Linked DNA regions of Homo sapiens: region 1 is linked to region 2. A link is a loop called in an ENCODE intact Hi-C map of the cell type or tissue named here. Cell type or tissue: sigmoid colon. All regions are shown on one strand.

Region 1 (2,500 bases), 120 kb before region 2:
GTCCAGGCATGATAGCTGAGTCTTGGGTGGGTGTTGTTACCTTCCACGAGGTAAGTGTTCCACCGGTGTTTGTTGAGTAAATGGATATGTAATAGAGTCTGCAGGAGGGGCCATTAAAGAAGCAGGAATTGAAGTTAGCAACAGACAAGTCTGCTCAAAAGAATAGACTAGTGGTTCTCAACCCTGGCTAAACCCAAGGAGATAAAAAGTTGAAGACACTTGGGCCCCATTCTTAGAGATTTTAGAGATTCCAGTTATCTTGGTGTCAAATAGGACCCAGGCATTGATATATTTTTAAAGTTCCCCAGGTACTTCTAATATGAAGCCCAGGTTGAGAACTTCTAGACCAGAGGATTGGAAGCAGGAAGGAGAAGGGAAGCTCATGGGCTGCCCAGTGAGCTCTTGGGCCCTGAAAGGTCCAGGGTATCAGAGTTGCCAGGAGGTGCTGGAGGGCAGCCAGACCACAGCCAGGTAAGGCTGGAGGCTGGAGTGAGGGCAGCGCCAGCCAGCAGGGCCCACAACTGAGAGGGGACAGAAGGAAGAGAGTGTTCTGGGTGTGCTAAGCACAGTTGGCAGGGGAGAGAGGGTGGGATGGGACAGAGTTTCCCAGCATAGAGCAGGGAGGCCCAGCCTCACAGTGGGATCACCTAGAGGCTGCAGGGCCAGTCCCTTTCTGACTGGAAGCCAGAGGACAGACAGGGGCCCATTAAAAAGGCAAAAGGCAGACACAACCTTTGTTTACCCAGAGCTCAGACGAATAAAGAACTAAGTTTGGCCTGAGAATGGAGGGTGGACAGGGCACATATTGAGATCATTAAATGCTATTTTTAAATCAGAGCCAACAGGGCAGCAGACAGAGTTGATGAAGAGCATTTAAAAGTGCCTATTTCTGTGCCCACAGCTGGTGTCTTTTCAGTGTGAAATGATCTTCACCGTGGACCCGTCACAAAGTGCAAGTCAAGCTTGCCTTAAGCTGTGTGTGTGCGAACACTCAGTACTGTAGATGGTGGGAAGGAAGGGATTCTAAAGGAGAAGTCATTGAAGTGGGGAAGATTCAGACTCTGAGTTTTGGAACTCAGACATTCCACCCCCACCTGGACACACACGCACATGCACACGCATGCATACCCTTTTTCTTCTTGGTGCTGGGCCAGCCCTGTTAACAGACTACCAGGCACAAGCAGGGATCGCCAGGCACTGCATCATCTGTTTTGCAGAGTCTGAATGGAGTCCAGAAGCCATACCAGAAAGATGAGTGCTGCAGAATTAATGCTTCCAATTTTGGAGCATAATGGAAGAGCAGTGCACTGGGAGTTAGGAAGAATGAAGTCTCAATCTTCACTCTGTTACTTAAAAGCTGTCTGTTCTTTTCAGTTTAATTCAATTCCACAAAGCATTTACTGAGCATCTTGTAGATGCTGGGGATAAAATTGTGAAAAAGACAGAGACTATGTCCTCAAGAAACTCACAGTCTTGCCAAGGAGTGAGATATTTAAATGAGTAACAAAATCAGTGCTATGAATACAGGAGTACTGAGGAGAGAAATCACTGGTTCTTCTTTGGGTGAAGTTGGACTTGAACCATTGTCAGAGGGCAAGGGCGTTGGAGCAGGCCCTTGAAGGATGCGTTAGCTGCTGAGGCAGGAAAGGGCTTTCCAGGTCAACTGCTTTCCTTCCTGAATCCTTAGCTTCCCTCTTGTCTGAGGAAGGCTCTAAAACTCGATGCCAAGTTACTTAACAAAATTCCTGAAGCTGAAACTATTAAGAGCTGCAGCAATCACCTCTAGAGAATGTGGTGGCGTGACAGGTGAATTAACCAACCTGAACTACCTTGATTTCTCTCGTGAGTTTGCCTCTTCCATCTGCCTACCCTGCACCAGCTGGGTTGTATCGTGGAGTTCCCTTTCTATTGAAGTGAAGCCAAGCTGAGTTTTTTTCTTGATCATTGCAGTGTATTTTCCCACTTGCTTTCATTGCTGTAGTTCCTACTCATAGTGGTGTTTTTGTTTAGTTTTTGCTAAATCTCTGTTCTTGGTTGTTCAGAAAGTGGGCAAGCCAATGTTTGATTTTCCCAAGTCACAGATCTTATTACGTTAATCCTTTGCTCAAACACCTGCAATGTGATTGGTGCTTAGAGATTAAAAAAGAGAGCTCCTTCCTGTGTCCTCTGAGGATCTGACCCCAGCCTTCCCAGTCGACCCTTTCTCACACTGCAATCCAGCTCTCTGGACACTTGTTTTCTCCCCACCAGCACCTTCGCTTTCCTGCCTCCATGCCTGTGCCTGTGCTGTTCCCTATGCCTAGAATCTCCTTCCCCAACCCAGTATCTTCGTCCCCCTATTCTTCACCACCTGCCTGCCTTCATGAAGCCTTCCTTGATCTCCCCACCTCCCAAACCAGAAGTATTACCTCCTCTTTCTCAACTTCAAAGTGGGAGAGAAAATGTCTCTCAACCAGAATTCTATATTCAGCCAAACTTCAAGCAAAAGTGAGTGATAGAC
Region 2 (2,500 bases):
GCCAACATCTGTTATTTTCTGACTTTTTAATAGCCATTCTGACTAGTTTGAGATGGTATCTCATTGTGGTTTTGATTTGCATGTCTGATTAGTGATGCTGGACTTTTGTTTTGTTTAGTTTTTTTTTTTTTTTTTTTTTTTTTTTGAGACAGTCTTGCTCTGTTGCCCAGGCTGGAGTGCAGTGGCATGACCTCAGCTCACTGCAACCCTCACCTCCCAGGCTTGAGCAATTCTGCCTCAGCCTCCCAAGTAGCTGGGACTACAGGTGCACACTGCCATGCCCGGCTAATTTTTTGTATTTTAGTAGAGATGGGGTTTCCCTGTGTTGCCCAGGCTGGTCTCGAATTCCTGAGCTCAGGCAATCCGCCTGCCTTGGCCTCCCAAAGTGCTAGGATTACAGGCGTGAGCCACCGCACCCAGCCTGGACATTTTTTTTTTTATGTTTATTGGCTGCTTGTGTGTCGTCTTTTGAGAAGTGTCTGTTCATGAAATCCAGTAAGTAGACTGCAGCTTTCTGGGAAGAGAGCCTCTGAATTGAAGAAAAGTAGGACAGGTAGTTCTGAGCTTTCCAGAGAGAAGAACAGGAAGGGAGTGAGGATCAAATGACTCCTTGAACACCAGTGGATATTTTAAGGCTGCTTGATCGACTGACCTGAAATGAGCAAGCCAAGCCAAAAGCTGCTCATCAATGGGCTTCCCCGGACCCACAGAGAGAGGACCTGACGTACTACTCCTAGTTGTTCTCAGTGTGAATGGAGGATGAGAAAAATGTGCTTTTAAGTTTTTTGATAAAAGCTTCCTATTTAGGTGTCCTTTTCCCAAAAAGCAATGTACTAATGTTCATAAGCCAGGGTGACCTAAAAATGAAAGTTACAAATGAAGCCTTTGAGCTGGCCTTCTGGCTTAATACACCACCAGGAAATGCGGATCCTAATACTCAGCTCAATGAATGATGATGGCCTTAGTTTAATGTGCAGAATACTCAGATTTCCACACACCTCAAAAGCTGCAAGGCTAATACCCAAGTTTGAACAATCATAGTTTGACAGTCATTCTTTCCAGTGAAAATAATGGTCCATGGATAAAAACAGCTGGTTCAGCTCAATTCAAGTGCATAAGTGCTTTCCACAAGACAACCAGCAGATTTTGGTATGCAGTTCAAGTGTACGTGTACTCCCATTTCATCACATTCATCATCCAGAATATTACAGAGACATGTACTTCGAAGGTCAAGATTTAATACAATTAATAACTCTTACTGCTTCAAAGAGGTAATTCTCAAGTGAAACTGGTTCTGTTTTTTTGTTTTTTGTTTTTTGTTTTTAATGTGAGACAAGATCTCACTCTGTAACCCAAACTGGAGTGCAGTGGCAGTCCTGGCTCAATGCAGACTCAAAACTCCAGGCCCCAAGCGAACCTCCTGCCTTGACCTCCCATATCACTGGGATTACAGGCATGAGCCATTGGGCTTGGCCTGAAACTTTTTTTAAGTGCAAACATGTGGCAGCAAATAATATAATGACTATGGCTATTAATACAGTTTGGTGCTAGTTCATTGAGTCATGCTAAGGTGTTAGCAGTTTTACCCACTATTGCTTCTTCTCAGTGTAAATGTCAGTAGTTTTGGTATGAGAATTTGTGTTTGTATGACATTGAACAGAGCTTTGACTTTGCAATGATAAAAGCAGATCCCAGAAAAGGGGCTAAGTACCCTGAGATCAATGTGTCAGGAGATGCTATGGTATCACATAGAAAGAGGCTTGGGGCCAGGCACAGTGGCTCGTGCCTATAATCCCAGCACTTTGGGAGGCCAAGGGAGGCAGATCATCTGAGGTCAGGAGTTCAAGACTGGCTTGGCCAATATGGTGAAACCCCTTCTCTACTAAAAATTAGCTGGACGTGGTGACAGGTGCCTGTATTCCCAGCTACTCAGGAGGCTGAGGCAGAAGAATTGCTTGAACCTGGGAGGCGGAGGTTGCAGTGAACCGAGACTGCACCACTGTACTACAGCTTGGGCAACAGAGTGAGACACTGTCTCAAAAACAAAAAAAGAGGCTTGAGAGTGGGAAGGTCTGAGTGTAGTCAGTGTAGCTCAGCTGACTTACGTAAGTCTGAGGACCTTGCTGAGCCTATTTCTTCATTGAGAAAACTGGATAATGACCCATTTTCACAGGGTTGTTCTGAGAAACAGGATATTACTGTGAAAGTGTCTCGCATGTCCTCCAGCCCTATGTGGTGGTTTTTTCTTACAGACTGATGAAGAGAAGAGACAGGGACTACCTGTGGTGATGCCAGTGTTTGACCGGAATACCTGTAGCATCCCCAAGTCTCAGATCTCTTTCATTGACTACTTCATAACAGACATGTTTGATGCTTGGGATGGTAAGACAGTTACTGTTTTGTCACCCAAAGAAAATTGTTATACTTTACGAATATTATCTTTAGTGACACAGGGTGAGCCTAAAGGTAAACAAAATATATTTTTAAAAATGTGGCTGTC

The links. Hi-C counts contacts between places; a loop is a spot of excess contacts. Peaks named below come from ENCODE experiments on the same cell type or tissue, not always from the same donor. Only the 100,000 strongest peaks of a DNase experiment are listed, where the experiment ranks them.
Region 1: a loop joins it to region 2, with 1.9 times the contacts of the local background. A loop is called at or near these places in 4 of 110 quality-filtered maps.

The regions. Positions count from the first base shown.
Region 1 is chr5:77,304,942-77,307,441 of GRCh38, forward strand. The region is part of intron 1 of PDE8B (phosphodiesterase 8B); the gene reads left to right. Among named protein-coding and RNA genes, the nearest start is that of PDE8B, 96 kb to the left of the region's middle. In sigmoid colon, no CTCF peak of the experiment used is centred here; DNase peaks (open chromatin) are centred at 670 and 1,160.
Region 2 is chr5:77,423,515-77,426,014 of GRCh38, forward strand. It overlaps PDE8B (phosphodiesterase 8B), which reads left to right. Exons shown (of 22, transcript NM_003719.5): 21 at 2,253-2,382. Among named protein-coding and RNA genes, the nearest start is that of WDR41, 68 kb to the right of the region's middle. In sigmoid colon, no CTCF peak of the experiment used is centred here; no DNase peak of the experiment used is centred here.